Regions from separate parts of the Homo sapiens genome. Here regions 2 and 3 are each linked to region 1. The links are chromatin contacts, found by Hi-C or POLR2A ChIA-PET in ENCODE. All regions are on one chromosome and are shown on one strand. Each heading gives the region's core, a stretch centred on a gene start or an enhancer-like site at or near the end of the contact. The rest is flanking DNA. Distances are from core to core; before and after follow the strand shown. Region 1 holds the start of FBXW8 (F-box and WD repeat domain containing 8). Region 2 has its middle 59 kb from the start of MED13L. Region 3 overlaps MED13L (mediator complex subunit 13L).

Region 1 (4,688 bases), core at 783-3,282:
TTGGCTTAGCCTTTCTCTAGTAGGGGATGAGAGTCACTGGACAAATGCTTTCCTCTTCTGGCTCTTATCTCTTGGGAGGACAATTCTGAGCTGTGTTCTAAGGCTCCTTAGAAGGTGCTAATGGAATGAGCCTAAATTGCCACAGTAGGACCAACTCAGAGATGCTCTTTCTTTTTTTTGTTTTTTTGAGACAGAGTCTCGCACTGTCGCCCAAGCTGGAGTGTAGTGGTGTGAATATACGCCCAACCATATACTCTAATTTTCTACAGTGAAGGTTGTCCAAGCCTGGTTTCCCACAGTAAGCAAGCCTGAGCCCTGGGTTTGTAGGCAGCTAGTTTATTTACAGAAGTGATTCTAGAGAAGAGGCCTGAGAGACTAAGAAGAGTTAGACAAGGAATAAGGGACAGTTAATTGCAAGAGCATCTTTGAGCCTGGAGTGGTGGCTCACACCTGTAACCCCAGCACTTTGGGAGGCTGAGGTGGGTGGATCACTTGAGGTCAGGAGTTCAAGACTAGTCTGGCCAACATGGTGAAACCCTATCTCTACTAAAAATACAAAAACTTAGCCAGGTGTGGTGGCGGGCACCTGTAGTCCTAGCTACTCAGGAGGCTGAGGCAGGAGAATGGCGTGAACCCGGGAGGCGGAGCTTCCAGCGAGCCGAGATCGCGCCACTGCACTCCAGCCTGGGCAACAGAGCGAGACTCCGTCTCAAAAACAAAACAAACCAAACAAACAAACAAACAAAAAACCATTTATTGAGCATGTATTAATCACCAGTCTCAAAGCTAAGAGTTGCCAATCTAGAAGGGAAGGGATATATATATATACATAAAAATAAAATTACAAATTGTGTTATGTATTATGATGAGAAGTACAGGATGCTGTGAGAATGAGTAACAGGGATACCTGATGTTTCTTGAGTGGAGGTTGGAAGATTAAGTGAAATGTGAGTTGAGATATGAAAGATGTGTAGGAGTTAACCAAGTCAAGGTGGGGGGAAAAGTTCCCTGCTGAGGGAATATCAGGTGCAAAGAAAACATTTTTAAGTGGAACGCCATCGTATGTCATTTTCTTTCCCATCTTAAAGCCCTTGGATTTCCTTCTGGAAATCTCTCTCCTAAGATCTGACCTTCCCTTGGCTGGTTTCTCTTTCAGATTTTTAAAAAAAAATTTTTATTTCCACAGGTTATTGGGAACAGGTGGTATTTGGTTACATGAGTAAGTTCTTTAGTGGTGATTTGTGAGATTTTGGTGCACGCATCACCCGAGCAGTATACACTGAACCCAAGTTATAGTCTTTTATCCCTCCCCACCTTCCCACCCTCCCCTCGTCCCCCTCCCCTGTTCCAAAGTCCCATAAGTCATTCTTATGCTTTTGCATCCTCGTAGCTTAGCTCCCACTTATATGTGAGAACATACGATGTTTGGTTTTCCATTCCTGAGTTACTTCACTTAGAATAATAGTCTCCAATCCCATCCAGGTTGCTACGAATGCCATGAATTCATTCCTTTTTTATGGCTGAGTAGTATTCCACCATATGTATATATCAGTTTCTTTATCCACCTGTTGATTCTCTTTTAGATTTTAATTTAAATAACATCTTAAACAGACTTTCACTATCAATCCTTACTCCCCTTACCTTACCTTATTTTGTTTTCTTCCTAATACCTATCACTGATTTAAATGTTCATATTTCTTTGTTTAAAGTCTCCCTACTTAAACGCATGCTCCAAGACGTCAGAGTTTTTGTTTTGTTTTACAGATTTAAATGCTGAATTCTTGGTGCCTGGCATATAGTAGTTGCTGAATGAATGTTTGTTGAATGAAGGAACAATGCTTGGCGCAAAGTCAGAGCTTAGCAAAAGTGATAGGCAGCAGAGCTGACGGGCTGAGGGGCAGCTGCGTAAACCTCTGCTTTGGGCGCCACAAGCCACAAGCCGGACCACCACGTGCGTACAGGGGCAGCGCCGGGGGCGTGGCGGGGGCGTGGACGCCCACCCGGAACCCTAGAGCGGCGGCGGCAGCGGCTTCCGGCCGCGGCGGACACTTCCCTGGGCGGGACTGTCTCGTGGCACCCGGTGGAACCGAGGAGAACGTGGAGCGCCGGGAGCGGCGAATATGGACGACTACAGCCTGGATGAGTTCCGTCGGCGCTGGCAGGAGGAGCTGGCGCAGGCCCAGGCGCCGAAGAAGCGGCGACGGCCCGAGGCTGCCGAGAGGCGGGCTCGGCGGCCGGAGGTGGGCTCCGGGCGCGGCGAACAGGCCTCGGGGGACCCGGCGCTGGCCCAGCGTCTCCTGGAGGGCGCGGGGAGGCCCCCGGCGGCGCGGGCGACTCGGGCCGAGGGGCAGGACGTAGCGAGCCGCTCACGTTCTCCTCTGGCCCGCGAGGGCGCCGGGGGCGGGGAGCAGCTGGTGGACCAGCTCATCCGCGACCTGGTGAGTGGCCGTCGCCTCCCCCCCGCCCATGCCTGCGCCGGCCCCCGCCCCCAGGACAAACCCCTGCAGTGATTTGGAGAGTAACTGTGTGCCACTAGTTGCCCGAGAAAATGAGTAGACGCACAAACACCAATGTTTGTGCTTGCATAGGGGTCTTTCTGGAAGCAGCACTTCCCAACCAGGGCGATTTTGTTCCCCCAGATGTGGCAGTGTCTGCAGACATTTTTGGGTGCCTCATCGGGGTGTGTATGTGTGCATGTTACTGGGCATCTAGTGGGTAGAGGCCAGAGATGCTCCTGAACATCCTACAGTGTACAGGACACCACGCACAAAAAAATTATCCAGGACAAAATATCAGTAAGTGTGGGGTTGAGAAATCCTGCTCTTGAAGGCTACCTAAACTTTGAACAAAGGTTGCCTTTGAAAAGGAGGACCCAGATGATGGATAGGAAGTAATTTTACCTTTGTATACTGTTTGCACTATTTAATTTTTGTAACCGTGCACGTATTCAAAAAAATTATCTCAGAAAAAAAGGAAGAAGAGGAGGAAGAATCTCCTGGGCACTTTCATTAGGATAGAGTTTCTTATCTTTTTGTGGGGCGTGGATACCTTGGAGAATCTGGAGGAAGCTGGGGACCCTGTGTCCGTTAAAAATAATCCCCTTCAGAAAGTTGGGAAAATCAAGAACACCTGAAATGCATCCGTGGCTCCCAGGTTAAGAGGACAAGGCTCCAGGTTCTAATGGTTTGATTTAAATTAGGCCCAAAGGAAGTCCCTACAGCTTTACAATTGGGAACCCACTTTTTTTTTTCCTGTTTTTTTTTTTTTTTCTTTCTTTCTTTCTTTTCTGAGACAGGGTCTTGCTCTGTTGCCCAGGCTAGAGTGTACTGTTGCTCTCCCGGCCCACTGCAGCCTCAAACTGCCTGGCTCAAGCCATCCTCTTCCCTCAGCATCCCGCGTAGCTGGGACTACACGCATGCGCCACCACACTCAGCTAATTTTTTAAATTTTTTGGTAGAGACAAGGTCTCCCTGTATTGCCCAGTCTGGTCTCAAACTCCTGGGCCCAAGTGATCCTCCCAATTGAGAATCATTCTTTTTTTTTTTTTTTTTTTTTGAGACGGAGTCTCGCTCGCTCTGTCGCCCAGGCTGGAGTTGCAGTGGCGCGATCTCGGCTCACTGCAAGTTCCGCCTCCTAGGTTCACGCCATTCTCCTGCCTCAGCCTCCCCAGTAGCTGGGACTAACAGGCGCCCACCACCACGCCCGGCTAATTTCTTTTTGTATTTTTAGTAGAGATGGGGTTTCACTGTGTTAGCCAGGATGGTCTCGATCTCCTGACCTCGTGATCCGCCCGCCTCGGCCTCCCTAAGTGCTGGGATTACAGGCGTGAGCCACCGCGCCCGGCCGAGAATAATTCTTTTAAGTGGCAAGCTGTTTCAAGAAATAATGGCCTATTATTTTATGTAATATGTAGTTTACTCAAATAGCATTAATAGCTACTATTTGAGTTTTTACCAAGTGTTTAGTCCTGTGCTCTGCCCTAATTCGAATATAACAATCCTGTGAGGTAGATTTTAACTCTCCTTTTACAAATGAAGAAACTCAGAGATTCTCTGTAACTTGCCCAGCATTACCCCACTGATAGATTCTGGGGATTGAATTTGGATCCAGGTCTTTTCAACTCCAAGTTTCACCACGTGAACTTGAGTTGGCATAAGAATCACTTGAGGCTTGGTTATAATATAGGTTCTGGGCCCTCCCCAGACCTGCTAACTCCATCACCAGGGAAGGGGCCCTGAAATCTGATGACTGGTATGATCAGGCAAGTTTAAGACATTATACTCTACTGTATAGCCTCCTTTGGTTTAAGGTCCTGATTCTCAAGGCTTTCCATTTGTAACACCTTAGAGGTATAGGCATTGATGCCAAAAATAGTAAAGAAGCAAATCATGTACAGTTGACCTTTGAACAACCTGGGGGGTTAGGAGAACTGACCTCCTTGCAGTCAAAAATCTGTGTATAACTTTTGACTCTCCCAAAACTTAACTACGAATAGCCTACTGTTGACCAGAAGCCTTATAGATAAGTCAGTTAACACATATTTTGTATCTTCTGTGTGTTATATACTGTAGCATTATAATAAAGTAAGCTAGAGGAGAAAGTGTCATTAAGAAAATTATAAGAGAAAATGTATTTACTATTCATTAAGTGAAAGTGGCTCATCACAAAGGCCATCATTCTCATTGCCT
Region 2 (4,744 bases), core at 1,174-3,673, 570 kb before region 1:
GGTTTATAAGCAAAACTTAGATATTTGCTTAGATATCTGAGGTTTAAAACATGGCCTATATTGGCTACAACATTTTGGAAATATTTTCTGCAAATTGCACTCACCCACATGGCTTGAAGTTTGGGGGTTTTCCTTTTTTCTTTTATTAAAGAAAAAAAATTGTTTTAATTCTTGGAACAAGTCCTTAAGAAAAAGAGGAACAGAAATGCCACAACATGATTTGAAACAGACGACTCCGAGAGCAAAATTTGCGTGGCAAATTAGCACACAGTTGACATTCCTTCTGTCCTGATGACATTTCTGATGTTGAATAATATTCCTGGGGTTCCTCTCTAAACTATTATGCCTTTTATTTTTTATGTTAATGACTTTGTTCCTAATTACAATAGCAATACCTGCCTAATTGAGAAAGAATTGAATGTATCAAGAAAGCACCCACAGTGAGCTAACATACACACACACACACACACACACACACACACACACACACATACATACTGTTCATTGCCCAACATTCTAGTTAGGAACATCTGTTTAATAAGTGTCATGCCCTAGGTGTTAGATAGTCGCTGTCCTAGTCCCATTTCACAGATGGATAAGCTGAGGCTCACAGTATTCAAGCTGTTAAGTACCAGAGCTAAGAATTCAACTTTTATCTGTCTGAGCACAAAGCCTTGGCCTTAATCACTATATTATTCCTCCACTCTACCCTGTTGCCCAAAGATTTTCAAAACTAACCTTACAGAAATGGTGTATTGTTCATAATTTCTACAGCTTGCTCTTTTTTTTTTTTTTTTTTTGAGTTGTAGTCTTGCTGTGTCACCCAGGCTGGAGTGCAGTGGCGCGATCTCGGCTCACTGCAACTTCTGCCTCCCGGGTTCAAGCAATTCTCTGCCTCAGCCTCCCAAGTAGCTGGGATTACAGGCACCTGCCACCACGCCCGGCTAATTTTTTGTAGTTTTAGTAGAGAAGGGGTTTCGCCATCTTGGCCAGGCTGGTCTTGAACTCCTGACCTCGTGATCCACCTGCCTCGGTCTCCCAAAGTTTTGGGATTACAGGTGTGAGCCACTGCGCCTGGCCAGCTTGCTTTTTAAAATACCACATTTTCTTATGTCATTTAATACTCTTTCACATAATTTCTTTTGGACTGCACTGAGTCTATCACATGGATGCACCATAATTTACTTAGCTAATCTTCAATTATTGGACATTTAGGTTGCTCCTAATTTTTTTAAAAAAAATTTATTTATTTATTTATTTTTGAGATGGAGTCTCACTCTGTTGCCCCAGGCTGGAGGGCAGTGGTGCTATCTCAGCTCACTGCAACCTCTGCCTCCTGGGTTCAAGCAAGTCTCGTGCCTCAGCCTCCCGAGTAGCTGGAACTACAGTCGTGCACCACCACACCCAGCTAAATTTGTATTTTTAGTAGAGACAGGGTTTCACCATGTTGGCCAGGCTGGTTTCCAACTCTTGACCTCAAGTGATCCACCTGTTTCAGCCTCCCAAAGTGATGGGCTCAGGTGTGAGCCACTGAGCCTGGCCAAATTTTTTTAGTAATATATATACATACATATATACACATATATACTATATATATACACACACACATATACAATATATATATACACATATATATGTATTTTTTTTTAGATGGAGTCTCGCTCTGTTGCTCAGGCTGGAGTACAGTGATGTGATCTCGGCTCACTGTAACCTCTGCCTCCTGGGTTCAAGTGACTCTCCTGCCTCAGTCTCCTGAGTAGCTGGGATTACAGGCGCACGCCACCATGCCCGGCTAATTTTTGTATTTTTAGTAGAGACGGGGTTTCACCATTTTGGTCAGGCTGGTCTCGAACTCCTGATCTCGTGATCCACCCTTCTTGGCCTCCCAAAGTGCTGGGATTACAGGCGTGAGCCACCACGCCTGGCTTAGTATTATATTAATGCTGCAGTGAACCACCTTGGAGAAATATTTTCCAATACAACTCTGATTATGTTCTTACCACAAATTCCTAGAATTACTGGATCAAAAAGATTTTGTATATTTAGTATTTAATAGCTATTGCCAAATTGTTCTTTAGAAAGGCAGACCCAATGTGCAATCCTAAGATAACTTGCCTCCTTCCCTCCCTTTCTTCCTTCCTTTCTTCCTTCCATTCTCTTTCTTGAGACAGGGTCTCGCTATATTGCCCAAGTTGGCTTTGAACTCCCATCTCAGGAGATCCTCTCTTCTCAGCCTCCCGAGTAGCTGGGACTCCAGGCATGCACCACCGTGCCTGGTGAAACTATGAATTTCTACTTTCCCACTCGGACCCGTTATGCCTCTTCTTCAGAGATGACTAATCATGAGCTAATTGTGCCTCTCATCTCCTGCAATGGGGAATAGAGTCCCTTTCAACATATAAATCATTCAGTAGTATTCAAATGGTTTAATGCAAATGCAGTGGTAAAAAAAAAAATTGCTCAGTGATAATTTGCATCCCAACCATCATCACTGTCTGCATTAGGAGAATTTATAATCATTTTTCCCCAACCTTTGTGACTGAACCAATGTCCTGAGTATAGGATTATAGTCAGCACCATCAAGATAACTCTGGGTATGGGCCAGGCGCGGTGGCTCACGCCTGTAATCCCAGCACTTTGGGAGGTCAAGGTGGGCGGATCTCAAGGTCAGGAGATTGAGACCATCCTGGCTAACATACTGAAACCCTGTCTCTACTAAAAATACAAAAAAAATTAGCCAGGCGTGGAGGCAGGCACCTGTAGTCCCAGCTACTCGGGAGGCTGAGGTAGGAGAATGGCGTGGACCCGGGAGGTGGTGCTTGCAGTGAGCCGAGATCACACCACTATACTCCAGCCTGGGCAACAGAGGGAGACTCCGTCTCAAACAAACAAAAAAAAGATAACTCTGGGTATGAATCTGTTGCTAGTGGGAGTGATGTGATGGCTTCAGTAAAGGATGATGACGTGGCTGATCTGCTGCAATGACCCCTCTGACTGTAGGTGGTTATGTTGACATGGAGTCCGTCACACCCAACTTCCCTTTGTATGGGAACTCCCCTGCCTGCGGTGCTCTGCTTAGAGGAGCCACGGTCAGCTGTTTTCTGTCTAATTGGACTGGGCTCATGACCTACCGTGTAGTCAGACTCAAAACACAAGAGAATCAGACCTCTCTGAGAAATTTATTTATTAATTCATTTACTTTTGAGACAGAGTCTCGCTGTCTCACCCAGGCTGGAGTGCAGTGGCACGGTCATGGCTCACGGAAGCCTCAACCTCCTGGGCCCAATTGACCTTCCCACCTTAGCCTCTCGAGTAGCTGGAACCACAGGCATGCACCACCACGCCTGGCTAATTTTTGTATTTTTTTTTGTAGAGACGGAGTTTCAACATGTTACCCAGGCTGGTCTTGAACTCCTGGCCTCAAGTGATCTGCCTGCCTTAGCCTCAGCCTCTCAAAGTGCTGGGATTACAGGCATGAGCCACCACATCCGGCCTCTTTCAGAAATTTAAACTTGAAGAACTGAAACAATCGAAGGCAAGCAGGGGGTAGCTGAATCCAGTAGTGGAAAGGGGGAAATTGAAGGGCAGATTCCGTAGTCTAAGAGTTCGTGACTCTATGTCAAGCACAGGCTTGGCCCACTGTTGATGTTCAATACGTATTTGTTGTTGAATGAATGAGCGGAAGGATTTGATGATAGCCGACCTCTCTCTTCTTTCTCCGTCCAGGGTGCCTCCCCCTTCTGGTAGCAGCATCCCCATTCCTTTGGGAGCCTGCCTAGAATGTTAATTCTAGCTGGGGGAATTCTAATTGCAATTCTAAAATGTAATTCTAGCAAGGGGAAGGCAGGTTCCCGAAGAAATGGGAAACAGGTTCACTCCATATGGATTGACACTGCCTACCTGAACCACCTGAATTAAGAAGTGTGGTATCCTCAGCTCTTGAGGCTCCCCATGATGTGACACTAGTGTCCTTTTCTGCTTCTATGCTCACACTCCTCCTTGGCTTCTTTCCCTTCCCTGGATGTCCGCTTTTCTGTTTTTTGTTTTGTTTTGTTTTGTTTTGACACAGAGTCTCACTGTGTTGCCCAGGCTGGAGTGCAGTGGCGAGATCTTGGCTCACTGCAACCTCTGCCTCCTGGGTTCAAGCAATTCTTGTGCCTCAGCCTCCCAAGTAGCTGGGATTACAGGTGCCCACAACCATGCCCAGCTTATTTTTGCATTTTTAGTAGAGACGGGTTGTCACCACATTGGCCAGGCTGGTCTCCAACTCCTAGCCTCAAGTGATCCGCCTGCCTCTGCCTCCCAGAGTGCTGGGATTATAGCCGTGAGCCACCGTGCCCAGCCCTAATTCTCTACCTTTTGTCTGTGTGAGCTTGGGAAAGTTAATTAACCTCTCTGAGCCTCAGTTTCCTTAGCTGTGAAATGGGGATAAAAGTGAGATAACACCCACAAAGGAGCTGGAACAGAGCTGCCACTCATTGTCTTCTGTTAAATATGAGCCCTGCCCCATCCCAGAGATTTGGGGAATAACTGCAGGAAAGTCCGTGGTCACGGTGGGCAGTATAGTGTGACAATTAAGAGCATCAGCTCTAGCTCTGTCATTTAGTAGCCCTGTGACCTTGGGTAAGTTTATGTAACCTCAGTCTCCTCACTTTAAAGTGGGATAATAATAGCGACAACATCTGAGAGCCATTGTGAGGAATAATTGAGAGGATTGAGAAACGTGCCCAGGAGGTGGGCTTGG
Region 3 (5,007 bases), core at 2,480-4,979, 720 kb before region 1:
AGTTAAAATGAGTGTGCTAAAATATTAATATCCAAATGCTAGGAAAGCAGATAATGGTTAAATTTTTTTAAGATTTAATGCCCACTAAAACAATTAAAAGAGAGCAATAAAATAAACTTTCAGGGCAACGGAAGGGTGGTGGCTTTTGCCTTTGTACAACCAGTGCCCTGGATCCACATCTCCCTTTCTATGAACAGACCCCATCCCTTATGTAGCCAAGCATTCTCTTGCCTCCCAAATGTCATGGCATGTATGTCAACATTTGAAAACTGCCAACATAGTTGGGGAAATTTAACTGTCTAATATCTGTTAGTTATATTTGTTTTGAAGAAAAATGTAACACAATTTCTAATTGCTTAATCTAAGAGAGTAAACACAGGAGAAAATAAATATGAATATAAATGCAAAAACAAAGCTAATAAGAAATGAAACTTAAAATCTCATTTAAACACATTTAATGAGAGAAATAAAATCTCAGTTAACAATATATACTTTATTAGTATAAAGGTTTTATTCTCTGTAACATCATAGGACTTATTCTAGGGATGCAGTGCATCCTTAAGTCACATTAGACATACCGGAAACATAAATATGTCAAAGTCTTTATACCAACCTACTCAGGAAGCTGGACAGTTCAAGACTCTTCCATTTCCAGGACAATAACAAGAACAATTTAAGGAATAATTAAAAAAACAACCCTGACCCTTATTTCTAATATTCCAATAATCCCAGCACTTTGGGAGGCCAAAGCAGGAAGACTGCTTTAGTTCAGCAGTTCAAGACCAGCCTGGGCAAGACAGGCAGACCCTGTCTCTACAAAAAATTTACAAATCAGGCAGGCATGGGCCGGGCGCCATGGCTCATGCCTGTAATCCCAGCACTTTGGAAGGCTGAGGCGGGCAGATCACCAGGTCAGGAAATCAAGACCATCCTGGCTAACACGGTGAAACCGCGTCTCTATTAAAAATACAAAAACTTACGCATGGTGGCACGTGCCTGTAGTCCCAGCTACTCAGGGGGCTGACAGAGGAAAATCGCCTGAACTGGGGAGGCGGAGGTTCGCAGTGAGCCGAGATCATGCCACTGCACTCCAGCCTGGGCAACAGAGCAAGACGCCTTCTCAAAAAGAAACAACAACAACAAAAAAAACAAAAATTAGGCAGGCATGGTAGCTCACTCCTGTAGTCACAGCTGCTTGGGAGGCTGAAGTGGGAGGATGGCTTGAGCCCAGGAGTTTGCAACTGCAGTGAGCTACGATCATGCCACTGCACTACAGCTTGGACAACAAAGCAAAATCCTGTCTTTAATAATTTTAAGTTTTTAACCTGAAGCTTATTTATTTTAGAAATAATCAAAAATATTTTTCAATGTAATAGAAGTACTATATTGTCCATGCTTTGTCTTAGGAACAAAACATCTAAACTTTAAACTCAAGCACAAATATCAACTGAGAATAGGTCTACATATTAACTTACTGTTTTAGAAGTACTTGAAATGTGAGTCATCTAATTATTTTTCGGTATTTCCAAAAAAATTCTCAAGTAGTTTATCTAAATGCATTGTCAAATCTGGTCAAGATGAAGATTTAGTGTAAAGTAGAAATCTCTCAGAAAAAAAAAACTCCTAATAATCACTAATACCTCGCTATTTTTGTTTAAAAAAAAAGGTAAGAATTTCTAATTACTAATAATCAGAGTCCCCAAAATCAAAGGAAAAAGCACAAAGAAATGAAAACCACATATCTGCTTCTCTAGAGAAAGGAAATCATCATGGGAATAGTAGGAGTCACAATCAAGAATCACATCCAGTCCAAAGAATGTAACTCACAAGTAAACCGATCACTGTACATCAGTCTCCTAAGAAATACCTTTATGAATGAACTCAATGAGAAGCTAGTCAAAGATTAAAGCTGATCAAAGTAGTTAGCAAAAAGACATTAACAAAGTTCAATTTCACTATTAAAAAGCTCCAATTAACTTTCCAGCCTTTCAGCAATTTACAAAACTTTACCAGAACCTAAATAAGTTTACTCAATCAGAATATTTCCTATCTCCAATTTTTAAAGATGTAGATGTAAATGACAAAAGAAGAGAAGATGACGGAAGGGTATTTAAAAAAACAAAAAACAAAAAAATAACCCTGTCTATACCCACACCCCTACTTCTTTTTTTCTTTTGAGACAGAGTTTCGCTCTTTTTGTCCAACCTGGAGTGCAATGGTGCAACCTCGGCTCGTCGCAACCTCCACCTCCTGGGTTTAAGCGATTCTCCTGCCTCAGCCTCCTGAGTAGCTGGGATTACAGACTTGCACCACCACGCCCAGCTAATTTTGTATTTTTAGTAGAGACAGGGTTTCTCCATGTTGGTCAGGCTGGTCTCAAACTCCCGACCTCAGGTGAGCCACCCACCTCCGCCTCCCAAAGTGCTGGGATTACAGGCATGAGCCACCACTCCCAGCCACCCCTACTTCTTTTTAAGTACAGGGTATTTCCTAATCATAGTAAAAATCATTCAGGACTACTTCATCTACAAATCCTCAATCCATCTGATCAAATTCACCTTAACCACATTCAAAAGCATCACGAAAATATTAAGCCCACAATGCTAAATAAACTTTGGCTGAACTGCATAAAGAGAAATATTTATATGTTCTAGAGAATATGAAAAGATTCACAAGATTGTTTAAAAAATCAAAAGCTTGTTAAAAATAAAATATGACTGAAATATAATAAGCTAGAAATAATTTTTTTAATTTACTGGAACTTCCAATCAAGATGGCATCATAAATTGCTTTGAAAACCCACCCTGTTTCAAATACAAAGCAACAACAGGCAAAATCCTGGAGAAGACATTTTAAAGACCTACCTAACTAAAAAAGACCAGCATCACCATGAAACAGAAATATGTAACAGAGAGTGGGCAGAAGGTATAGGGCTGCTAGGCTCTGGTTTCAGAAGGAACCAGTGAAGGCCTAGGTTTCAGATCCTATAGAAACAGGAATAAAAGTGGCCCACCTAAGATAAGGGACTGAGGCCGAAATTGGGCTGAAAACAAACTGCTACTAACAGCTGCCTGGGGGTAAGTAAGCTGTGTGGACTTTCAGGAAGTATGTCTTCTCAGAAACTGAGTGCCTAGGAAAGTGAGAATACTAGGGCTTCAGCCACACTATCCCACTGCCTGGCCAACTGGAACAAAGATGCAGGTGTATCTACCATCAGTGGGAGACAAGTGCCCTCTGCTGCCAATCTAAGACCTTGGTGGGGGTGGGGGCAACAGGGAGAAGCAGTTAAGAATACGTGCAAAACCACTAGAAGGGACTGTGGGGAGTGGGGGGACTTCCCAGTCAAAGCTGTACCATGACATAAAGAAAACGAATAAAAACACAGCAACTGAAATACAAAATCCCTTCAAACAAAATAGAAACAGAAAAGCCTGAAAATAGTATGCTTAAAATTTTTTTCTTTTTTTGAGATAGAGTCTGGCTCTGTCACCCAGGCTAGGGTAGCACAATCTCGGCTCACTGCAACCTCCGCCTCCCAGGTTCAAAGCGATTCTCCTGCCTCAGCTTCCCAAGTAGCTGAGATTACAGGTGTGCGCTACCACACCAGCTAATTTTTGTATTTTCAGTAGAGACAGGATTTTGCCATGTTGGCCAGGCTGGTCTTGAACTCCTGACCTCAAGCGATCCACCCACCTCAGCCTCCCAAAGTGCTGGGATTACAGGCGTGAGCCACTCTTTTACTCTTTATAAAAGAGTAAAATTTCTTTTATAAAGGGAAAAAAAATCACAACAAGCAGAAGTGAAACAAGGCTAGGTGGAAATGAAAAAGAATTTAAAAGCTAAAGAATGAATATTTTAACTCAAAGTAAGTTTTAAATAATTTTAAAATAAGCAATGGAAATGAAAAACTGAGTAAGAGATAAAATGTAAACAGTAAAAATTGAAAAGGAGTTAATAAACTAGAGAATAATAATGAAGAATTTAACTAGAAAGTTGCAGAGGCAAAGAAGTTTTAAAGATATATTATGGAGGCCAGAAAACAAGGTTCAATGATATATTTAACAGCAGTTTCAGAACAAGCAAAGAGGCAATGAGAAAAGAAAAAATTACACTGAATCATATATTATCCAGATCAACAACATAACAAAGAAAATTATAACCTAATGGATAATCTAACTTTCAAGTAGCAAGAAAAAAAATTACTGGTTGAACTCATCTAGCTTAATTTTTAAATTATATTTTTTACTGTTGACCTCACTTTAGAGGGCCAAATTGTGTACAGAATACATGCTACCCAAGAACACCACAGAGGTCCTCTGGGTGTTTCCACAGAGCAAAATTGAAAACAGGGCCAATAAGTAAGGTGCAATTAACAAAAAAAAAAAAAGTCTGACTGGCCCAGTCTTCGGCTTCGGCTGCAACTTAATAGTCCTTTAAATTCAGTTTCTAACACCCAGAGAAATGACACATGAGATAAGAGTGCTTTCTTTCCAAAACGGTGGCAATAAAACTTGTGATTGGGGTAGAAGAGTACTAGAATAGTAGATTACAGAATTGAGTAACAGGATTTCTTGTTAACTAAAACCAAATATACAATCAAAAAGCAAACCTACTGCCATCAACACAATTTATTCAATCAGAAGTATCTTTTAACCTTTCTCTCCAAATTTAAAATAAATAGAAAAGTAATAATGCTGATAATTTAGGCTGCATTTATATTATAAAATTTTAACTCTCTTTTTGGTGGTCCAGCTGTGTCTACATAGCTTAAGAATCTGATGGTTTTATCTAAACTAGTTAAGACATACAGCTGGTTAAAGTTTTGTGTATTTTAGGGGCACTATCAGATTAATAAAAGTGCATTAATTTTAGCATTAGACAGACATGTCTTCAAAATTTGAAGGCATTTATATCTAGTTATATACTTAGTAATTCTTTTTGATGGGAATACATATCAATGGGAATCTTTCAAAGATATATAGTAGTTTGAACAGTAACCATATTAAG

Evidence for each region. Hi-C counts contacts between places; a loop is a spot of excess contacts on that map. ChIA-PET counts read pairs that join two places held with the same protein, here RNA polymerase II (POLR2A). Pooled maps may share reads with other maps.
Region 2: a pooled map shows a loop between it and region 1 (3-fold over the local background). The contact joins the enhancer-like site here to the promoter of FBXW8 in region 1. A Hi-C loop is called at or near these places in 5 of 37 single-sample maps with no recorded cell type and 8 of 50 pooled maps.
Region 3: a map with no recorded cell type shows a loop between it and region 1 (4-fold over the local background). The contact joins the enhancer-like site here to the promoter of FBXW8 in region 1. A Hi-C loop is called at or near these places in 6 of 37 single-sample maps with no recorded cell type and 4 of 50 pooled maps. POLR2A ChIA-PET finds 5 or more read pairs at or near these places in 1 of 52 experiments (A549).

Annotation. Positions count from the first base shown.
Region 1 is chr12:116,908,918-116,913,605 of GRCh38, forward strand. FBXW8 (F-box and WD repeat domain containing 8) reads left to right here and starts at 2,033. Exons shown (of 11, transcript NM_153348.3): 1 at 2,033-2,438. The coding sequence starts at 2,121. RefSeq lists silencers at 1,861-2,080, 2,241-2,500.
Region 2 is chr12:116,333,853-116,338,596 of GRCh38, forward strand. No RefSeq gene overlaps it. Among named protein-coding and RNA genes, the nearest start is that of MED13L, 59 kb to the left of the region's middle. RefSeq lists an enhancer at 3,320-3,369. Within about 2 kb of position 2,424, at least 4 of the 41 ENCODE cell types and tissues checked have a DNase peak (open chromatin) inside an H3K27ac peak, as active enhancers do.
Region 3 is chr12:116,192,007-116,197,013 of GRCh38, forward strand. All of the region lies in intron 2 of MED13L (mediator complex subunit 13L), which reads right to left. Among named protein-coding and RNA genes, the nearest start is that of MIR620, 46 kb to the left of the region's middle. Within about 2 kb of position 3,730, at least 3 of the 41 ENCODE cell types and tissues checked have a DNase peak (open chromatin) inside an H3K27ac peak, as active enhancers do.